2 separate regions of the Homo sapiens genome follow, and region 2 is linked to region 1. Evidence: chromatin contacts called from ENCODE Hi-C or POLR2A ChIA-PET data. All regions are on one chromosome and are shown on one strand. Each heading gives the region's core, a stretch centred on a gene start or an enhancer-like site at or near the end of the contact. The rest is flanking DNA. Distances are from core to core; before and after follow the strand shown. Region 1 has its middle 150 kb from the start of LINC02815. Region 2 has its middle 45 kb from the start of LINC02815.

What was found. Hi-C counts contacts between places; a loop is a spot of excess contacts on that map. ChIA-PET counts read pairs that join two places held with the same protein, here RNA polymerase II (POLR2A).
Region 2: a loop to region 1 is called in a map of sigmoid colon, with 2.1 times the contacts of the local background. The contact joins two enhancer-like sites. A Hi-C loop is called at or near these places in 1 of 168 maps with a recorded cell type or tissue (sigmoid colon). POLR2A ChIA-PET finds 5 or more read pairs at or near these places in 3 of 52 experiments (MCF 10A, Panc1 and activated CD4-positive, alpha-beta T cell).

Annotation. Positions count from the first base shown.
Region 1 is chr1:229,002,256-229,006,269 of GRCh38, forward strand. No RefSeq gene overlaps it. Among named protein-coding and RNA genes, the nearest start is that of LINC02815, 150 kb to the right of the region's middle. Within about 2 kb of position 1,481, at least 4 of the 41 ENCODE cell types and tissues checked have a DNase peak (open chromatin) inside an H3K27ac peak, as active enhancers do.
Region 2 is chr1:229,197,498-229,201,884 of GRCh38, forward strand. No RefSeq gene overlaps it. Among named protein-coding and RNA genes, the nearest start is that of LINC02815, 45 kb to the left of the region's middle. RefSeq lists an enhancer at 225-724. Within about 2 kb of position 2,599, at least 10 of the 41 ENCODE cell types and tissues checked have a DNase peak (open chromatin) inside an H3K27ac peak, as active enhancers do.

The sequences.
Region 1 (4,014 bases), core at 231-2,730:
CTCTCAGCTCTCACGTGAACTCATAGAATAAAAATCACTCATTATCTTGGGGAAGGGCATCAAGCCATTCATGAGGGATCAGCCCCCCATGACCAAACACCTCCCACTAGGCCCCACCTCCAACACTGGGGATCAAATTTCACATGAGGCTTGGGGAGGACAAATATCCAAACTATATAAATCCCTCAGTGCAATTACATATCTATATCTAGACATCTATCTCTACACACACGCATCCTGTTTCATTTCAGAAGTGTTCGTGTGTTTAATTATGGGTGCTATGTCAGACTCACTCAGTGTTCAATAATTTGTGGTATATGCATGCTTGATCTTTCTGAAATCTGAGGAATCCTGAAGTCCAAACACATTTGTTCCCAGTAGTTTTAGATAAGGGGCAGGAGTCCTGTAATACTTCTTGACCTGCCCTTCAGGCCTGTGGTGCAGACTGCACAAGCCACTAGCCATGGCACACATGGTAAGCTGTGAAGCCCCGGGTATAAAGGACAACATTCCCCAGGGCCACTGCATTAGTCTGCTAGGGCTGCCATATCAGAGCCGCTTAGACTGGGTGGCTTACACAACAGACATGTATTTTCTTGTGATTCTGCAAAGCTGGAAGTCCAAGATCAAGGTGTTACCAGGGTAGCTTCTCCTTGGCTTGCAGTTGGTCATTTTCTCCCTGTGTCCTCACACAATTTCCCTGTTTGTGTTTGTGTCCAGTCTCCTCTTCTTATAAGGACACCAGTCAGATTGGATTAGCCCATCCCTGTTTTAACTCAATTACCTCTTCAAGATCCTGTTTCCAAATACAGTCACATTCTGAGGTCCTGAGGATTAAGAATTCAAGATGAATTTGGGGGGACACAATTCAGTCCATGAAGTCAACATTTAGGCCATTCCAGCCGCCAGGTCTCCTGGCTTAGTGTTTAAACCTGTGACTTTCTACGCTTTACACATAACAGCATACCTAAATTCAGGCAAAAGCTGGGTGGTGATGGAGACATGCCTTTCCTGCCTGCAAACTGTGGCTGTATGATTCCCCTGCGGGCGAGCCTCTGGGAGTTTAGAGTGTCTCATTAGAAGAGCCACACTGAGAGAAGTCCTAATAAATAATTAGAAGTACATCTGCTAACTCTGTGGAACTTCGGCCCAGGCCCCGCACCAGGCCAGTGTGAAAGGGAGGTTAATCAGCCGGCACCCCGGCGGGGTTTCCCTTTGTCCATCACACCTCGGGACAGGGGGAGGGGAGGGAGGAAGGAGGTGCCTCAGGTCCTGGTGCCCCCGAGGCCTGGTGAGGCCACTCGCTCTGCCCTGTAACTTCAATGAAGGGCACAGCTGGGAAGAGGATGACCAAATGGAAGACACTGTCTTTCCTGGCAGACCATCCGTCTCTGTTTATTGTCCTGTGTTTTCTGATGGGGCCACACTGGGGTTTGGCCAGCAGTGGCAGGCCCCCTGTGTGTCTGTAATAAGACAAGCAGTGGAGTCTGTCGGTCAACAAATATTTATTGACCTCCTGAGGTCACAGAGCCCGGGGCCTGACTCTGAGGAGACACTCTGGCTACAGCCATTGTTCACCAGGCAAACACCCAGGCAGCGGAAGGCCCAGATGTCCTCCTCAGCCTCGAGCAAGGGCTGCAGGCCAACACCACGTCAGATGGCAGCTCCTTTCATGGGCTTTCCTAGGGCTCTGGAGATGGTCCAACCAGAAACCATTACTAAGGGGTTACTTTACCGAGTATCTTGGTGTCTGGCTCAGGGTTGGGCTCACAGAGCTAATGCAGAAATGAACCCACCTTCGTTGGCCAATAACAGATGCTCTTCCCGCCTCTAACAAAGCCCTCACAGCCTTCATGCCTGCAGATTTTTCACAAGCTGTACCCTTTCTCAGGGGCATTTTGCTTTCTAACAGCATCAAAACACCACACTGAAGGGACTAGACCAGAGCTGTGAGTGGACTCCCGGGCATGAGCACAAGGAATATTTTTTCTAGTCAGGGTTTTACAGGCCCCAAAACAATATTATGTAAGCATGCATAGCTGGCTCTTGTTCTGTTACACTCACTTATGTATTTTCTTCTGCTGAAAGTGTGGACTTATGTGTGTGGCATTAAGGAAAGAGAGAGCATCAGTCACCCTGAGATAATCATGCGTCCTTGGGGGCTTCCAGTATGGCTGAGAGAGATAAGGAAGGCTGGGGTAAAACAGCGCTTCTCTGCTTTTTACCTCTGCTTCTCCATGAGATAGAGGGTAATGGCGTTTTGTTCCTTCCACAAGTGACGCACTTTCAAGATGGAAGAAGATACACTGTGAATAGACATCGGGACACCCTTGGCTGTTCTGTGCTTCCCCGGCCCACCTGGGGAAGCCAGAGGTCTCTGTCCCTTGGCTGCTCATGTAAAGAGGTCCCTTGGCCTGGCTTGGGGCAGAGATTCTCTGCAGAAGTGGGCAGAACACAGACGTGAGGGGTACGCGTAGGAGGATTCGTTCACACACCTGTTACTGCTCGATTCAGCTGCTTTTGTCCATCGCATCAAGACCCTGTAGGAGCAAGTTCTAAAGACTTGAAAGCTAACACCAGTGTCTTTTCTTTCTTTCTTTCTTTTTTGAGACAAGGTCTCACTCTGTTGCTCAGGCTGGAGTGCAGTGGTGTGATCACGGCTCACTGTAGCCTCAACTTCCTGGGCTCAAACAATCCTCCCGCCTCAGCCTCCCAAGTAGCTGAGTGAAAACACACCACCAACCCTGGCTGATTTTTTATGCTTTTCTAGAGACGGGGTTTTGCCATGTTGCCCAGGCTGGCCTCCCATAGTGCTGGGATTGCAGGTGTGAGCCACCACGCCCTTCTTGCCAGTGTTTTCTCAAATTCCTTACATCTGTTTTGGCTTCAGAGTCCCTTCAGACCTTCTGCCAGGGAGTGTAAAGTGCCCCCTAACCCTCCTTTGCACTGGCCATGGGTCCTGCTGTACTTTCAGAATGCTGCCCAAGCATAGTGCCTGCGCCTCAGGGACCTGCAGGATGTGCATGTGTGAGTGTGTACGGCCTGTGTGCCAGTGTGTTTGGTGTGTGTGTGTGATGTGTGAGAGGATGTGTGGTGTGAAGGGTGTGATGGTGTGAGTGTGAGAGTGTGTGTGAGTGTGTACATGAGGCTAACAATGACTGCACACTTCCTCTGTATCTGACACATCCCTAGGGTTTTCGCACACATGACTTCATTTTGTCCTTACACAAGCCTGTCAAGCATGCATTATTCTCATGTCATAGAGAAGGAAACCGAGAATTACAGGGACTTCTAACTTACCCAAGATCACACAGCTGTTAAATAGGCAATAGTACCTGGCTTTGTCTGTCCAATTCCTAAGCCAAGATTCTTTCCCCAGTGTGTGTCCTCCTACCAGCGAACTCAGCTAACAATGTGTGGAAATGTGTGTCCCATTTCAATCAACAACTACAGCTGCCTCCGATGTGGGACACACACCACCACAGCCAAGAGTGGAGCGGGGAGTGGGACGTCCTTGGTCCCGGGTCCCGCCATTGGGAGGCAGAAGCTGGAGGAAGAGCAAAGGGTGCCCCCCTCACCCCCAACCCTCCTGCCTTGATGCCCTAGGGCAGGGTTGTCTGCAATATGTTTTTCCCACAGGCCTTAGTTCTGTAAGATGAAGAAGTTTTCAGTGAGAAAAAAGAAACCCTCGATCCAATAAAAAAAAACTTGAGGAAAATGCTAATTTAGACAAACAGGATTTTGTGTCCGAGTGTGTTTTATTTTGTTTTGATTTTATCGCAGGGCTCTTCAAGTCTTTGTTACACTGGCATGCACTGTGATTTTCAGAGGAGCTTATAGAACGCAGTGCTTCCCAAACACAACAAATATCACAGGCAAGACTCTCAGATCAGGCGTTGGAAAACTCACCCTACACTGCTTCTGTCTTAAATCCCCTTTGCTGACTGTATTGCTTCATGTCAGCAATCCACATGGGTGGCCAGGTGGCTCTGAGAGAGCTCAGTGCCTTCTAGG
Region 2 (4,387 bases), core at 1,349-3,848, 200 kb after region 1:
GCCCTCGCAGCTCCATGCCTGCTGTCTGTCATGGTCTGCTTAGGGATGCAGAGAGCTGGACGGCTGGTGTAGCTGACGGCCTGTCATCTCTTGAGCAGAACCTGTTAGGCCGTCCAGCCTGCAGTGGGGCACACCTCTGGTTCAGGTATAGCCACCCCTGTATACAAACACACATACACACGCACACACACACATACTACCTGGAGCTGCTTCCTTCACAGAGCGGGGAGTGAGCTGGAAGCTGGGGTCAGGCGGTGTCAGTTGGAGAAGGTGGCTCCCACAGCAGGCATTGTGCTTGACAGGTTTCCTACAATAGACAAAAACCATCTGAGGGCTGGCAGGGACCCTGAAACAGGCCATGTTCTCCATCTCTGATTTCTACAATTTGGGGATATCACTGCCCACCCTTTCTGGAGCCGTGTGGTCCCATGAGCTTGAGGCAGAAGGCCTGGAGTCTCGTGCCAGCTCCACTCAAGGAGCTCGGGCTCTCAGCACCTGCAGCTCCTCATGAGCAGAGCACATGGACGCGTCACCAGTCATTACGACGATTAAGGGAAAGAGTCATTAAGTGGATCTGAATATTCCTGATATTGCAATACAGACCAGTAGAGCCAATAAACTCCACGGCCTGTGTTCTTCCTAACAAGCCCCTTTTGTTCAGGATTCAGGGCCTCAATGGAAAAGCATCCAGAAATATCCCATGCCTCCTCAGATCGGTGATACCTCAAATGTTACCTTAAAAACTACGTGACAGGTATTCCTGACACCCGAAGGACAGGTACGGCATAGAACTTCAGATTCTCAGAGCTCAAAGGACGCTTGGCCTAATCCTAACTCTCCATTTTATGTATAAGGAAATTGGGGTCCCTGGGGAGAAGCAACTTGCCCAAGGACACTTACAGCTGCATGGACATGAAAGATAGTCCTCGTGATACAAGCCAGTGTTCCCAAAGTGCCCTGCCATTAAACATTATTGGAAAATAACGAAAGAAAACAGCCCTTGCCACATACCACACATTATCTAAAGCAATGTTTCCAAACTGCAAGTCATAACATTTTCTTGAGAAATCACTTTTGTAGATTGAAACTAGGATTTTATTAACAAAAATATAACATGGAATAGAAAACACCAAAGTGAGTACAGTCAGTCCTCCACATCTGCAGGTCACACGTCCGTGGATTCAACCAAATAGAGGTCAAAAGTATTGGGAGAATAAACTGTGTCTATACTGAACATGTACAGATGTTTTTTCTTGTCATTATTCCCTAAACAATACAGTATAACAATGATTTCCACAGCATTTACATTACATTAGGTATCATAAGTAATCTGGAGGCAATTCAAAGCATACAGATGGATGCTCATAGGTTACATGCTTCTACTACACCATTTTATAACAGGGACTTGAGCATCCATGGATTTTGGTATCCTCAAGGGATCCTAGAACCAAATCCCCATGGATACCAAGGAACAACGATACATCATTGAGGATAAGTATTTTTTCCAGAAACTTTTGTTTTGCTTTTACATGCACATATACATACAAATGGCATGTACACACACACACACACACACACACACACAGACACACATACACAGGCACGGATATGCCTATCAATACTGGGTATATATGTATTGATTTACACTGTAAGATCCATTTCTTACTATCGTAGTCTTCAAAAAAGCATGCAAGCTTTCTTAAATTTAGTCCCCAGTTATCTTGGGACTAAATCTGCAATAAGCGTCATCAATGGAAAGAGAGGTTCTTTATGCATACACAAAAGGGGTGCTGTCCAGGTGCCGACCTGGGGGTGGAAGCAGACACTGGAATTACCTGGGCAATTTCTGCCACAGGTGAGTTTATCAGAAACTAACGTGGAAGACTACAGGTACCTGCAAAACCAGACGGTCCACTTTTTAGCCTCAGGCCACCATTGCTGCCTCACCTGAGGACATAGCAGTAGTGCCAAGCAAGGACTGGTCCAGCCAGGACCATCCCAGCTCAGGTCCCCTTGGCCTGGCATCCTCTCCTGGGGACTCAGCCTCCCAAGGATCACGAGGATATTAGGTCCTAGGTTCCCTGCACCTGCCAATGGTAGGAAGATTCCTGGGCGTTCGTCAGGGGGCCCACTTTCTCCATGTGATAGAGGACAGGTTCATGGTGTTAGGTTTCAGTTCCTGGAAACAGGATATCCTCCCTTCCCTTCTCTGGCCTGCCTGGGTGCAGTGGGCTGTGGACAACAAGGATGGTCAGCAATTTTGTGGGTCTTACACACCTCAAGGGAGCTTCTGCAAAGGGATTTGGTAGAAATATTTCTTGAAGTAAACGGGCCGCTGGCAAGGGCTTGACAGTTAACCTGGGAATTTATGCACCGATGTTACAATCCCAGAGTACAAACCTGGGAGAGCCTGGCTAGACCCTCTCAGCCACAAGTCAGCAAACGTGTCTGTAAAGGGTCAGAGAGTAAATGTGGAGGCTTTGCAGGCTATATGATCCCTGTCACAACTATTCAACTCTGCTACTGTAAAGCGAAAACAACATAAACAGGAAGTAAGCACACAGGCAGCAGTGTGCCGATCAAACCGCACCCACAGCCACAGGCAGTGGGCCAGAGGTGACCCACTAGCCACAGCCGGCCGACCCTGCTCCAGTACAATCCCTTCTTTTTATAGCTTCAGAAGTTGAGACCAAGGAGAGGAAAAGGCAGTCAAGCCCCCCAAGTACTCACTGCTGGGCACGAGTTTCTGTTACACGGAGCCTCAGGCAAGAGAACCCTTTTGCTAAGTAATTTTGTGCTTCCTGAGAAATGGAATTCCTGGCCCCCTCTTGCCCTGGGCAGCAACTCAAAGTGAAGTTAAATTGCCGGGACCTGGAGTTTGTCACCCTGAGTTCAGATTCTGGCTTTGTCACAAGTCGCCTAACATTTCTAAACTTCAGTTTCCTTTTCTGTAGAAAATGAACAATAAAAACGACTTCAGCCGTGATTGTACTCAAGTATGGAGCAGTAAAGAAAAGCAAGGTCAAGTATGGAAAGCCAAGCATATAGTAAGTGAATGTCAGTCATTGTTTTCTTTCTTTTTTTGAAACAGAGTCTTGCTCTATCACCCAGGCTGGAGTGCAGCGGCGCGATCTCAGCTCACTGCAACCTCCATTTCCCAGGTTCAAGCAATTCTCCTGCCTCAGTCTCCCGAGTAGCTGGGATTACAGGTGCCCGCCACCACTCCCAGTTAATTTTTGTATTTTTAGTAGAGATGGGGTTTCACCATGTTGGCCAGGCTGGTCTTGAACTCCTGACCTCAAAAGATCCACCCGTCTCAGTCTCCCAAAGTGCTGGGATTACAGGAGTGAGCCACCGAGCCCGGCCCAGTCATTGTCTTCAATACCTCAAAGTTAAATGCTCATGCCTGTTTTCAAGCACCCCAATAATCTACCCCACCCTACCAACACTTCAAAAGAGTCAAAGCTAACACATGTGAACTTACTTTGAAAACTGTAAAACACCATGTGAGACAGCATCATGTCCTAATCTTTAATACACTCTTTCTGTTCAGATGTCTCCTTCCATGAATATACCACACCCATTCCCTCCTACATTCATTTGTCATGCATTTAGTGAGCACTTTGGAGCCAGAAACCTCTAGGCAGGTTGGAGTGTGCAGGATCTAGTCATATTGCTCCGCTCACCACTTGCAAAGACATTATCAATTCCCTTACATACTCAAGTCCTATCTCTCCTCCAGATTCAAGCATTAGTTTTTCCAGGCTGCTGCATTTTGCCTTCTACTGTCTATTGCTATTCTTACCCTTCTGATATTTTCTGTATTACGAGGGCTGGTACCCTGAAACTTGCATGTCTTATACTTTTTCTTTTTTTTTTTTTTTTTTTTTTTTTTTTTCTTATTTTTAGTAGAGACCGGGTCTTGCCATGTTCCCCAGGCTGGTCTTGAACTCCTGGCCTTCAGCAATTGCATGTCTTTTACTTTCTTTACAGGAAGGTTCTAGTCTAGCTTCTGCCATTGAGAGGCACTGGCAGGTAGCTGATATTTGGAAGATGAAAGCAAAGGATAAAGCATTATTCTTCTCTAACAGCAGTGGTTAGGTGTGTGATCAGATGGCAGACACAGGGTTTGTAGTGTCTAGGAGAGCTCCAGTGAGTTACCTGCCTTAATTCAGCAGATAGCCGACTTCCTAGAGGTAGCATCCTACAATTCTAGCACTTTCTAATTTCCTCAAATCCAACAGCTATTCTTGACTTTTGTTCCTCCAACATTTCCAACAATTTTGTAATTGCATCATTCTTTATATTAAACCTTTTTTCTACTAAAATAAAGAGTGGTTATACTATTAATAATTATGAGTGCCCTTTTTTTTCAGGAATAAAACTT